Regions from separate parts of the Homo sapiens genome. Here region 1 is linked to region 2. Evidence: chromatin contacts called from ENCODE Hi-C data. All regions are on one chromosome and are shown on one strand. Each heading gives the region's core, a stretch centred on a gene start or an enhancer-like site at or near the end of the contact. The rest is flanking DNA. Distances are from core to core; before and after follow the strand shown.

Region 1 (7,127 bases), core at 3,540-6,039, 300 kb before region 2:
GATTAAAACAATTCCCAGGCACAAATCTTGAAACACACACCAGGGCTCAGGAGAGCCTGGCAGTTAAGCTCTCTGAAAGGGGTCACACCAGGGTCTCTAGAACACTTGTTCTATGGGATGCTAATAGAAGTAGCATGAAAAAAGGATTCTGTGGTCAAATAAATTTAAAAAATGTAGGTTAAACGCAATAAAACAGATTATTTTAAAAACTTCTCCTACCTTTAATAAACTAATGTGTTCCAAGAAGGGAGCTGTAGTATGAAAATGTTCCCCAAACTTATTTGACAATGGAATCCTCTCTTCTCCAAGGGGCCAGTGTCTTGTGGACCCCACAGTTGGGAATCCTGATCTAAATACATTTCAGTATAAGCACAAGGCATCCAACAGAGCTGTTCAAAGACTCTGTGGGCTGCCTCACAGGTAATGGGTTCCCTGCCCCTGGAGGAGAGCAAACAGGGGCACAATGACTCCTTGGCAGGGATACTGAGCAGGCTCTTGCGTGTTGGTCAGTGGTGGGGAATTAGCTCGATAATCTTTTTAAAAGGTCTCCTAAAACTCCAAGATTGGATGAAACTCCAGTTCTCACTCGAGGGGCTCCACATAGGGAAGACAGGCCTTGGAAGAATCTCTGGCAGGGAATGGAGTGGAGGTGTTAGCTGACAGCTTGAGGAGGCCTCATGGCATCAGTGATGTTAGGCTGACGTATTAGAGACAAATGGGCAAGCTGAGGACTTGAGAGGAGACATTATGTGCCAAGGGCGGTCAGTGAGCTAATAGCAGAGTGGGCGTGAAAACTGATGTAAGAGGCTTGAGTGGCCTTGGGCCCTGCTTCTCACCTGAGAAAGTGAGTGGGAACTGCAGCTTCATGAGGGCGATGTCATTGTCTTTGGGGTACATGGGGTTGAATTCAATGATGATGATCTTGGCCACAGCCAGGGATGGGAAGCTGCCCAGTTTGTCTGAGCCTGCCCGCACCTTCCAGTTGAACACATCGGTATGTTTCCTGGGGGTAGAGACAGCTGGGTTCAGGCCTGATCCAAGCCTGAGGAGACTTTGCCAAAGGCTGGGTCCCCAGGGCCCTAGGGATCGGGGTGCTGGATGTCACTGCCTTGGGAGGAAAGATGATGGTGAGGCAGGGATGGTGGAGAAGGGGCAGTCTTCTGGCACTTACAAGAAGTCAAATTCGAAAAAGGGATTTGACCCTTTTTCCTCAGTGAAACCTGCCCAACGAAACCTCAAGGAGGGCTGGGGAAGGGGCTCCTCTAATGCCTGAGTTCTGAGGTCCTGGCGCTCTCTCCTCCAACCTTTCTCACTGTGTTACTCATGCTGTCAGTTACATTACGTGCTTTCTTTTTCCCAATGCCAGGCACAGCTTAGTGTGCAGAGATGTTTTTCCAGGAAAGAATTTATAGCTCTCACCAGAATCTCAAAAAAAAAAAAAAAAAAAGTGGTTAAAAAACGCTGGCCTAGATCATGAGTGCCTTGAAGACAGCGGTGGGGTCTAATGAACTTGGGCGCATCATCTGGTGTTTGGTACCTGGTAGGTGCTCATTAGATATTGAATGAATGAATAAATAAAAGCCGGATGCCCTGGCTCATGCCTGTAATCCCAGCAGTTTGGGAGGCTGAGGTGGGCAGATCACTTGAGGTCAGGAGTTAGAGATCAGCCTGGCCAACATGGTGAAACCCTGTCTCTACCAAAAATACAAAAATTAGCCGGGCATGGTGGCCCATGCCTATAGTCCCAGCTACTTGGGAAGCTGAGGCAGGAGAATTGCTTGAACTCAGGAGGCGGAGGTTGCAGTGAGCCAAGATCATGCTGCTGCGCTCCAGCCTAAGCAACAGAGCAAGACTCTGTCTCAAAAAAAAAAAAAAAAAAAAAAAAAAAAAAAGTGAAGGGGGTCTGGGAGTAGCCCTTCCCTGAGGTAAGGCCAGGCTTCTCTGTGGACTGAAAGGAACCTATGCTCTTTAATTTTTTTAAAGTTTCCAGACATAATGAGGACGTGGCTATGACTCTAGACCCTGGAACAACTTCCTGGAAACAAGCAAAAAGAGAGTGAGTTCTTGGAAGTTGAGGCAGGTGGGAAGAGCTTTTGTAGCTTGAACGATATGGGGGTGGGGTGAGGACTCTGGGTATCTGCTGGTGTCCCACCAGGAAGAGGCCATGCTTGGTGACCAGCACCCTCTGCTCAGACACCCAAAAGCCTAACAAAGGGCATCATGGCCATTGTCTCATTGGGGCCACCACAACCTGGAAAACGTCTCTAGTGGGAGAGTGAAGAGAAGGACGGTGCCAGGAGACAGGACCCCAAGCTCTCTGGTCCCTGACTGGCCTTGGTCCCCAGAGACCTCCTTACAGCTGGGGTCTTACCTGAAGCAGTGGGCTGCCGTGAGGACCCAGTGGGGGTCCAGGATGCTCCCTCCACAGACGTGCTGTTTGTCGTACTGGATGCTGACCTGCCAAGGCCAAGAATCCACAGAGGCCTCCTCCACACCCACCACACGGGGGGTCTTCAGGCTCTTCCCACAGGCTGGACACAGGCAGAGGCAGGGAGGAGGCAGGAAGTCAGGCTGTTGGGGATGAGGCTGCCTCCACTCAGCACCCAAAATCTGCTCTAAGCAGGGCCCTTATGGCTGGGGCCAGAGTGGAGAGAGGACCAGCCCAATATGAGATATTCATGGGAGGTATTGAGTGTCCCAGACCATAGGCTTTCCTCAAACCTCCCTCTCCTTTTTCTTTCTTTCTTTCTTTTTTTTTTATTTTGGTTTAAGATGTGTTTAGGAGTTCAGACTATGAACATGGGTGTGTCCGTTGTGCTGGGAATCTGTGACCTTCACAAGTGATGCAGAATTACGAAAGCCCTGCCCAGGTGGCGTGTCCCCAGCCACTCCCACTGAGTAACAGTAAACAGACACCCACAAGCTATTTTGTGACTCGGAAGTGGACTGTCTCATCCAAAACTCCCCCTTCTCCAAGTCTGTTTCCCCGGCCAGGGGAGTCTCTCAATCTGACATCCTGTCTTCCTACTGACTGACCTGGCTTTCACACCCTCACCACCCCCGGAACTCCTGTAAAGCCCTCAGGTCCCCCCTCTCCACCCATGCTCTGCCTTTCCAATTCTTCTGGCAGCCACCACCACGGTTGTGGAGCCATGCACAGATGGTAGAAGGGCCATTCTAAGGGGAAGGGCTGGGCTTTTCAAATACCACCTGATTTCAAACACTGCTTTCTTCATGCCACCTTGCCCGCTCCTGCAAAGCCCTTCGGGATCTCCCTTGAGGGCAAAGTAGAGTTTCCACTCCTCCTAGCAGCCTCCTGCTGTTTCATATAAAGTCTCTGTCTAGCCAAATTGATCTGCTTGTAGTTCTCTAAAAAGTAATTCTGTTTTTGATCCAAAAAGATGCCCTTCCCACTGGTTCGTGGCCTGTTAGGAACCTGGCTGTACATTAGGAAGTGAGTGGCAGGGACAAGCGAGCATGACCACCTGAGCTTCACCTCCTGTCAGATCAGAGGTGGCGTTAGATTCTTGTAGGAGCACAACCTTATTGTGAACTGCACATGTGAGGGATCTATGCTGTACGTTCCTTATGAGACTTTAGGCTGGGTGAGGCAGCTCATGCCTGTAATCCCAGCACTTTGGGAGGCTCAGGCGGGCAGATCACCTGAGGTCAGGAGTTCGAGACTAGCCTGGCCAACATGGTGAAACGCCGTCTCTACTAAAAATACAAAAATTAGCCGGGCATGGTGGCACATGCCTATAGTCCCAGCTGGGCTGGTGACGGGTGCCTGTAATCCCAGCTATTTAGGGGGCTGAGGCAGGAGAATCGCTTGAATCCAGGAGGCGGAGGTTGCAGTGAGCCGAGATCGCAACACTTTACTCCAGGCTGAGTGACAAGAGCCAGACTTGGTCTCAAAAAAAAAAAAAAGAGAGAATCTAATGCTCTCTATCCCCCTCTTGGTTTGCGGAAAAATTGTCTTCCATGCAACCAGTCTCTTGTGCCAAAAAGGTTGGGGACCACTGAACTCTAAATCATTCATTAATCTAACCAACTTGTGTCAAGTGCTCTCTGTCCTGGGGCAGTGCTGGGTGCTGGGAGAGAGTGGTGGGCAAGACAGACAGACATGGGCTTTTCCTCCTTGAGCCTACAGATGCATTTTTCAGTGTTTAGCCTGGGCCCCCAGTCCCTGGGAATCTCCCTTTCTCTGGAATTCCCACAGGCTGTCCTGGGTATTGGCCACCCTTTCAGTGTTGTTGAGCTTAGGTCTTGGCTTATTGGTAAAACAGAGGCCCCTCAAGGGAGGACCTGTCACTTATGCTGCTTCAAGCCTTCAGGGCTACTCAGTGCAGAACCTCAGATGGTGTGACCATTCATTCATTCATTCATTGACCAGCCACCACGTGTCAGATCCCACGCACTAGGTATTGTGGGGCCGGGGTAGGGGGCATACGATAATGAATGAAACTCTCAACATCCTGCAGGAAAGCATATACACTCCTAAATTGCAGAGGCAGCGTTGTGACCTTCTTCCCTTAGGCGTTCTAATTTCTGGCTATGCTTCCAGGCCAGTCTCAGTTCTCTATGAAGCTTGTAGGATGAGCTGAGCCACATTGCTTGTTTTCTTTTCTGATCTCCTCTGTTAGAGCTAGAAGGGTCCCTAAAGATCCTTGATGGGCAGTTGGACTAAACAACTTCTTGGGAAAATGAACTTCAGGGAGGTCAGGTGAATGACTCGAGGCCACACTGGAAATGAACAGGACTGGTGCCCAGGTCTTCTGACCCCCGGCCAGCTCTCTCTGCAGCATGTCAACTGTGACTGCTACTCAGTTTGGCATTTTCCACATGTTGTCTTGCATCTCTCTCTTACTTAGTCATCAGCTACCAAGGATAGTGGCCAATTATTTCACTCATCTGGTACTTTCTACTTCTAGCCAGCAACTGACAGAGTGAGACATATTCTAACTGTTCAATGAATAGTTGCTCAAATAATGAATGTGGGTAATCTGATCTTGGATACCTGAGCTGATTGTGACAAAGAAGGCTATGTGGGCCCGGACCAGGGATGGGAGGCAGTGGAGGCCCCGTCCTGCCCTTTTCGGTCTTCCTAACACTCTCTCCCAGGTCTCCACTTAGGTCATGGAGCCATGCACAGATGGTAGAAGGGGGAAACTGGGGCTTGGAAAGACCCAGAAAAAGAATGTGACCTGCCCAAGGCCACCAACAACTCGAGGGGGCATTGACCGACAAGCCCAAGGGCTGTAGACCAAGGCAGAATGAAACTTGGAGTCCCAGAAATTTAGGAGTGAAGATGAAGGTCTTCCTCCCTGCTCATTGCTGGCCCAGGCCCCAAACCCTCAGAGATTGGGGGTACTCACCAAGACAGTGCAGGGAGACCAGGGAGCCTGAGAGACAGGGCCTGGAAGACAGACACAGCGCCCTGTGATTTAAGCTTCTTCCTCAGCTGGGAGGCAGGGACTCAGGCCTCCCGAAGCTGTTAATTCAAGTCCCCTCCCAATACCTCGGGAATGTGGAAGCTGCACAGTGGGGAACATTTGGAGACTGCATTGACATCCATTGCATTTCCTGCATTGACACTTCCGTTTGATTGGATTCAACACCCCCACTGCTGAGTACCTACTGTGTGCTGGGCCCTGCCTGCTTCAAAGCCCAGCCTGGGCTCCTGGGACCCAAGAGGGAAGAGGACAGAGCCCGGAACAGAGTCTGTGACACTGTGGGCTTTCCAAATGGAAGAATGGGATTTTGATAGAATTTTAGGTAAAGGATCATTCTGCTACCAGCCCTGTCCTTTTCAAGATTTATTTTCGGTGAATAAGCGGCCCTCAGCAACGTCCCTGAATGCTAGGAAGCCAGCCTCCTCTCTGAGCCACTTTGCCACAGTGTGACAGATTTCATCTGGATGCTCTGCTCTAACACAGGGTGGCGAGGCTCAGGAACAGGCCACCCACAAGGGCCATGGAGCCTCTTCCCTGGAGCATCAAGAAGGTGGGGAGCTCTGGCTGGGTAAGTGGTAGGGAAGGACAAAGTGACTTTGGAATCTTGCCTATTGGGCAATTTATTAGAAAACCTACAGCAGTAGCAAAAACTATTTACTATCCAGATTGATGGAAAGGTCACATTATCCATCCCTCTGGCTCTGAGTAGGACAACACACTTTGTCCAGCTGTCCATTGTATTAAAAACAAGTCAACACAGAAAACCTCTCCAAAATGTGAGTCTATAGCTCTTGGCATTGAATGATCCATCTGGCTAGGAGTTCTTCCTGATGTCTGCTTACATTCCCCTGGCTGCTTGGGGTTCCAGGTGAGCTGGTTGCAACCTGAAGAGCAGCGTCCATGTGGGGGCCTTCTGTAGGCCAGAAGGTGTCCCCTCACTTACCCACTTGAGTTCCGCATGCGAAGCTCCTGGCTGTTTTCTGTGATTTCAACAACATCCAGATCCTGGTCTGGGCCAATCTCCACAGCTCTGAAAGTGGGTTTGCTGCTCACATCAAGAGGGAGAGAGAGTTGTGAGCTGGGGCAGGGGGTTAGAACAAGATGGTAGAGTTGGCCCCCACTTTCAGGAGAAAGAGTGGCAGAGAATGCTTGGTGGGGAGTGGCCAGGGAGTGGAGATGGTCTTAGTCAGTGAAGATGGGGCCTGCTTTGCTATACAATAAAGAACCGACCCTTGGCATCCCAGGACTCAACCCTCAGTGCATTGCTGATGTAACTTGCTTTCTTGGGTGGGGAATCCAAATCCAGAACCCAGAGCCCTGGAGAAATGTTAGGGGTCTCCTTTCCATATTCCCAGCTCTGTCCCTATTTCAAATATCCCAGCAATGTCTTCTGGTTCACAGCAGGGAAACAAAGAGGCATAGGGGCTCAGGTTAGCTCCCTTCTCACCTGGGAGGGAGTTGGAATGTGGATATTTCGTTCTCCAAACAAAGCATCTGGTCTGACTTTGATAGCGGGGGTATGTTTTTGGCCCCCTTAGAGATATTTAATAGAACAGGACTAGATCTGTCTTCATATGAATCCAGACAAACGTTTCTCTCAACTGGACCACTCTCCCTCTTTCTCCCTGCTAATCCATGCTTGCTACTTTCAAACCTTGGGTTGAAGTTTTTCCT
Region 2 (6,721 bases), core at 2,797-5,296:
GCTTCAAGCGGGATTAGGGGTGGCGTGGGAACCTAGAGTGGGAGAGATTAAGCTGAAGGGAGGTCTTGTGGTAAGGGGTGATATTGTGGGGTTGTTAGAAGAAACATTTGTCATGTAGAATGATTGGTGATGGCCTGGATACGGTTTTGTATGAATTGAAAAACTAAATGGAATAAGAGAAGGAGAAAAACAGGTATAAAAGGTCTAAGAATTGGGAGGACCTAGGACATTTAATTAGAGAGTGCCTATGGAGATTCAGCATAGTCCTGCCAGCAAAGATTATTTATTTACTTCAAGAGTTAAGAGTGGCAATTTGGAGATAGCACGAGGAGATATCAGCTGTGATGGCTTGGAGAAACAGTATAAACCGGCAGTGTAAACAAGAGCAGGGCATGTATGAGTAGTTGAGAACGGTGAATAGGAGTATGACTAGACAGAAGATAGTAGGGATGACAAGTTTTTTGGGGCACAGTCGAAGTTGGTCTGGTGTCTGGAATGAGACTGGGGCCTAATAAAAAGGAGCATCTATACAGGAGGTTAAATGGGCTGTACCTTGTAGCATTCTGAGGACATGTCTGACTTCTGAGAAGGGAAAGTGGTAAAAGTATTGTCCAGTCCTTTTTAAGTTGGTGGCTGAGCTTGGTGAGGTGTGTTTTTAATAGACCATTAGTCTGTCACTGAATACTAAGAGCCTGAAAAAATGCTTGGCTGATTTGACTAATAAAGGCTGGTCTGTTATCAGACTGTATAGAGGTGGGAAGGCTAAACTGAGGAATTATGTCTGACAGAAGGGAAGAAATGACTGTGGTGGCCTTCTCAGACCTTGTAGGAAAGGCCTCTAAAAGTATTAAAGCAGTGGCAGCCGCTGCACGCAGACATGAGGGCTAGGCTAAAACAGTAAGGTCAAGTTGTTTGCACAGAAAGGCTACAGTGTGCGGTCCTGGCTCTTGTGTAAGAATTTTGACTGCACTAACCATGCCTAGGAAGGAAAGGAGTTGTTGTTTTGTAAAGGATTGAGGTTTGGGAGATTAGTCGGACACGATCAGCAGGAAGAGCACGTGTGTTTTTACGAGAATTATGCCGAGATAGGTAACAGATGAGGATGAAATTTGGGCTTGACTGAAGTAATGGGGGCTGTCTGTGAAGCCTTGTGGCAGTACAGCCCAGGTAATTTGCTGAGCCTGATGGGTGTCAGGGTCAGTCCAAGTGAAGCGAAGAGAGGCTGGGATGACGGGTGCAAAGGAATAGTAAAGAAAGCACGTTTGAGATCCAGAACAGAATAATGGATTGTGGAGGGAGGTATTGCGGATAGGAGAGTATATGGGTTTGGCACCATGGGGTGGATAGGCAAAACAATTTGGTTGATAAGGCATAGATCCTGAACTAACTTGTAAGGCTTGTCTGGTTTTAGGACAGGTAAAATGGGGGAATTGTAAGGAGAGTTTATAGGCTTTAAAAGGCCATGCTGTAGCAGGCGAGTGATAACAGGCATTAATCCTTTCAAAGCTTGCTGTGGGATGGGATATTGGCATTGAGTGGGGTAAGGGTGATTAGGTTTTAATGAGATGGTAAGGGGTGCATGATTGGTCGCCAAGGAGGGAGTAGAGGTCTCTTGTGGGTTAAGGTGGGGGAATACAAGAGGAGGACGCAAAGGAGGCTTTGGATTGGGAAGAAGGGCAGCAATGAGATGCAGCTGTAATCCAGGAATAGTCAGGGAAGCAGATAATTTGGTTAAAATATCTCGGCCTAATAAGGGAACTGGGCAGGTGGAGATAACTAAAAAAGAGTGCATAAAAGAGTGTTGTCTAAGTTGGCACCAGAGTTGGGGAGTTTTAAGAGGTTTAGAAGTCTGGCTGTCAATACGCACAGCAGTTATGGAGGCAAGGGAAACAGGCCTTTGAAAAGAAGGTAATGTGGAGTGGGTAGCCTCCGTATTGATTAAGAAGGGGATGGACTTACACTCCACTGTGAGAGTTACTTAAAGCTCGGCATCCGCGATGGTCTACGGGGCTTCCAAGGCAATCAGGCAGCCTCAGTCTTCAGCTGCTAAGCCGAGAAGGAGTCAGTCAGGGAGCCTTGGGCCAGAGTTCCAGGGGCTCTGGGAGTGGCTGCCAGGTGAGTTGAACAGTCCGATTTCCAGTGGGGTCCCGCGCAGATGGGACACGGCTTAGGAGGAATCCTGGGCTGCAGGCATTCCTTGGCCTGGTGTCCAGATTTCTAGCACTTGTAGTAAGCTCCTGGGGGAGGAGGTTCTGGAGGAACGCCTGGCCGCTGCAGTTCAGGCGTTTGGAAGTTCTTGTGTGCTGGAGATGTAGCTGGGGTTTGTCTCACAGTGGAGGTAAGGAATTGCAACTTTTTTTATTATTGTACACCTTGAAGGTGAGGTTAATTAAGTCCTGTTGTGGGGTTTGAGGGCCAGATTCTAATTTTTGGAGTTTTATTTAATGTCGGGAGCAGATTGGGTAATAAAATGTATATTGAGAATAAGATGGCCTTTTGACCTTTTAGGGTCTAGGGCTGTAAAGCTTCTCAGGGTTGCTGCCGAACGAGCCATGAACTCGGCTGGGGTTTTATATTTGATGAAAAAGAGCCTAAACGCTATCTGATTTGGGATAAAGAAAAAGGAGCATTAACCTTGACTATGCCTTTAGCTCCAGCCACCTTTTTAAGAGTAAATTGCTGGGCAGGTGGGGGAGGGCTAGTCACAGAACGAAACTGTAAGTCAGACCGGGTGTGAGGAGGAGAGGCGATAAAAAGATTACAGGGTGGAGGAGCGGAGGCTGAGGAAGAAATGGGACCTAGCTTGGTCTGGCGAGGAGGGGAGAGGTCAGATGGGTCTGTAGAAAAGGAAGATTAGAAAGACTCAGCGACGCTTGGGGTTGGGACTGAGGGGACAGGCGGGAGGGAAAGAAGGAAGATTTGGGACGAGTTGCACTGGGCACAGAGACTAGGAAGGGACTGATGTGTAAAAGAATGCGTGGACGTCAGGCACCTCAGATCATTTGCCCATTTTACGACAAGAATTATTTAGCTCTTGTAGGATGGAAAAATTGAAAGAGCTGTTTTCCGGCTATTTGGAACTACTGTCGAGTTTGTATTGGGGTCAAGCGGCATTGCAGAAGAAAATAAGACACTTTGATTTTAGGTCAGGTGAGAGTTGAAGAGGTTTTAAGTTCTTAAGGATACAGGCTAAGGGAGAAGAAGGAGGAATGGAAGGTGGAAGCTTGCCCATAGTGAAGGAGGCAAGCCTAGAGAAAAGAGTAGAGATACGGAGAAGGGGGTGGGGGTTTCTTGCCCTCCAGAAAAGCAGAGAAAGGGTTGGGGCACGGAAATAAGGGATTGGGGCACAGAGATAAGAGGTCGGGGTGCGGAAATAAGGGATTGGGACACAGAGATAAGAGGTCGGGGTGCGGAAATAAGGGATTGGGGGTTCTTGCCCCCTAGAAAAGCGGGACTTGCCACTAAGGGTGAAGGAGAAGGGGTTGAGGGGTACTTGCCCCTCCCCCAGAGGGCGCTGGAGTTTTGAGTCCACGGAGTTTTGGGTCCACGGAGTTTGGGTCCACGGAGTTTTGGGTCCACGTGTCTCCTTTGTCTCTATCAGAAAATGAAAGGAATTGAAATTAAGAGAAGGGAGAGATTGAAGTGTGGCGCCAAGATTGAAATGTGAATATGTATGTATGTGAATGTGTGTATGTGTGTGCGAATGTGTAAGTGAGTGTGTGAATGTGTGTGAGTGTGAATGTGTGTGAAAATATTTGAATATGTGTGAGTGTGGGAATGTGTGTATGTGAATGTGTGTATGAGTGTGTGTGAATGTGTGAGTGTGTGAATGTGTGTATGTGAATATGCGTGTGTGTGAATGTGTGAATGTGTGTGTGAGTGTGTGGGTGTGTGTGTGTAAGAGTATGTGAATGTGTAAGTGAGTGTGAGTGTGTATGTGACTGTGTGAGTTTGTGTGTGTTGTGCGTTGCTAGTTGAGCTGGAACTGGGGAGGAGCAGAGCAACCCAGGAGGGTTGCGTGGGTGGACCTAGCATCTGGAGCGCTGCGCGGCGATTCAGCCTCCTCAGCTGAGAATCAGAGGTCTGTTTTGGAGGACACCATTGGTCCCCTCCAGTAGTTCTTAGAGGCTGGCAAGGACACAGGCTGGGGCAGGGAGTGAGCCCAGCCTCCGGCTTCACTGCGAGACATGACTGGGGTGAAGGGCAGGACCTGTGTAGTGGAGAATTTGAGTGGCCGCCGTCTATGTTGTACTGCACAGCAGCCTGCGGCGCCACCATCCTGTCCTGTGGCACTAGGGGGAGGCAGACACCAGGTTCCCAGTGCGGAGGCCTGGAGCTTCCTTCCGCGGAGGACCGCAGAGACACATCCAGTAGTGGGCCAGGGAGGCGGGTTGTCCTCTCCAGCCATCAGAGCCACGCCCAAGGAGTCAGGCACAGCGGGGAGGAGGGCTCCCCTCCCTTCCCACAGCTCCCACCCTTCCCACACTGCACTTTCCAGGAGTGCAGACGCGGCAGCTGGCCTCCCAGGACCTGCCCCACCCTGGAGGTCTGCACTGAGCCCCTTCGCCAAATGAGGCAAGACTTCTCCTGAGCCTGGGGTCTCAGGGCAAACTCCTGAGGTCGCCTCTCCTAAATCTGAGGCATTCCCAACGGATCTGGAAGATTCATTCTCTCTGGATGGATTTTTCCTCCTCTCAAGCTTCGCAGTGGAAATGATATGAAGCAGGGGCGGGGCAGTGACGGAGCTGCTAGAGCAGGGTAGACAGGCGTGGGCGTGAGCTTGGCTCGGTCACTGACCACCTGGGCAGCCCTGGGGAAGTCCTTTAGTGTCTCGGAGCCTCAGTTTTCTCATCTGTGAGATGGGGTTTGTGATATCCAACTCATTAAAGAGATTGAACGAGATCATGTGTGTAAATGAGATATGTACGCCACAAAGTGCTGCGAACATGTAAAGTGGGTGAGGGATGAAGCAGTGTTCACCAAGGCTTCTGCTGGGCTGGGTGATTGCGTGTTTTTCAGCCATTTATTATTCAGCAAATTTTTGTTGACTATCAAGTATGTGCCAGACACTGTATTAGTGTTTTTGACAAGCTTAAGTGGATAGTGTTTATGAAACTACAGAACATAAACCTTCTAGTTTATCTTCTAGTTCAGGATTTCCCAAATGCCAGCCCCAAGACCTATGCTAAGCTTCTTACATCCAAATACTGGGAAACAGAAAATACAGATCCCGGATTCTGTAGTCTGGGATCTCTCTCTCCTTCACCTCACCTGTGCCTGTGTGCATGTGTAGTTGTGTGGTTTCGGAGCCACTGAGACCCAGAGATGGCAAATGCTCTCAGGGGATAGCATGTCGCATGCCAGGGGCTTCGGGCATGCGCCTATTATCTTTTCCAGAGGGGCAGGGACAGCCCAGCCATGGTCTCAGGACTCCTCCTAAAGGTTTGACCCATAGGAATGTGTCGGCAGATTGCCCAGAATATAGAGTCCGAAGGCCTTCTAATTCTATATTTTGTCACTTAATGGCTCTGTCATTTAGTGCCTGCATAATTTTTAGCAAGTCACTCTCTTTCTGAAGCCTCAATTTCCTCATCTGTAACATGCGGATATTGATGTCTGTCTTGCTGTGGTATCTTCATGTGAGCATACTTTGAAAACTGCAGGCCGGGCGCGGTAGCTCACGCCTGTAATCGCACCACTTTGGGAAGCCTAGGCGGGCGGATCACGAGGTCAGGAGTTCAGGACCAGCCTGGCCTACAAAGTGAAACCCCATCTCTACTAAAAATGCAAAAATTAGCTGGGTGTGGTGGCATGCACCTGTAGTCCCAGCTACTCGGGAGGCTGAGGTGGGAGAATCATTTGAACCCAGGAGGTGGAGGTTGCAGTGAGCCGAGACCACGCCTTTGCACTCTAGCCTGGGTGAAAACTGCAAAGCTCCAATTTTTAACTCCGACGAAAGCCAGAACCAGACTGAGTTTTCAAAGGAGAAACCCTTCAGGCTGAATTTTCTTCCACTTCTTCCAAGTCCAGCTGTATCTAATATTGAAAGATAATCTCCATGGAGGAGCCCCCATCCCGCCCAAAGGTTTCTCATACTCAGTCTTTGGGCGACACCTGCTGGCCATGGCAGGTACTGTGACCTTCTCTAGCTAAACAACTCTGCGGAGAAAACTTGCCCATCTCCTTAGACATTCACAGCCACGCTGCAGGGTCGGTGTTCTGTTCCCACTTCCACAGACCAAAAAGGTGAGACTTGGTCCTCCCAGCTCATGAGAAGTGCGGTGAATCTCTGACTCCAGGTTCTTGGCTCCATCTCATCCCTTCTTGCTCTTAGGCTGGGCGGAGTGGGGAGTCATTTCCTCCCAGGCAGAGGAGATCTCCCACCCCCCAAATCATTCTGAAGTAGGTACTGGGATTTGGGGCAAGGCCAGGGTTGGAGCCTAGGACAGGCCTGGTCAAGAAAGACTCATCCTTGTGTCAACAACCCCACCAGGCAGACCACCACATCCAGTTCCCCATCTGCAGAGCAACTAGACTGATGGCAGGGGCTTCAGCGATAAAAATTCACTCTGAGGAGGCAGAGAGATGCCATTTGGTCAGGCTGTGTGGTGAGGAGCTGGGGACAGGCTACCCGCTGAGCCTGTTGCCTCTGTGCCCACTGTGTGGGGAAGTGGCTAGCCTGAAATCTGGCGTGTGGCTTGGGGGAAGCGGGTGCCCCGGC

What was found. Hi-C counts contacts between places; a loop is a spot of excess contacts on that map. Pooled maps may share reads with other maps.
Region 1: a loop to region 2 is called in a map with no recorded cell type, with 2.4 times the contacts of the local background. The contact joins two enhancer-like sites. A Hi-C loop is called at or near these places in 5 of 37 single-sample maps with no recorded cell type and 3 of 50 pooled maps.

Annotation. Positions count from the first base shown.
Region 1 is chr11:118,107,145-118,114,271 of GRCh38, reverse strand. TMPRSS4 (transmembrane serine protease 4) reads right to left here. Exons shown (of 13, transcript NM_019894.4): 6 at 6,397-6,498; 7 at 5,376-5,416; 8 at 2,372-2,531; 9 at 837-1,003. Among named protein-coding and RNA genes, the nearest start is that of SMIM35, 24 kb to the right of the region's middle. Within about 2 kb of position 4,789, at least 2 of the 41 ENCODE cell types and tissues checked have a DNase peak (open chromatin) inside an H3K27ac peak, as active enhancers do.
Region 2 is chr11:117,807,061-117,813,781 of GRCh38, reverse strand. It overlaps a transcript of DSCAML1 not described here. Among named protein-coding and RNA genes, the nearest start is that of DSCAML1, 13 kb to the right of the region's middle. RefSeq lists enhancers at 4,207-4,256, 4,307-4,376. Within about 2 kb of position 4,046, at least 9 of the 41 ENCODE cell types and tissues checked have a DNase peak (open chromatin) inside an H3K27ac peak, as active enhancers do.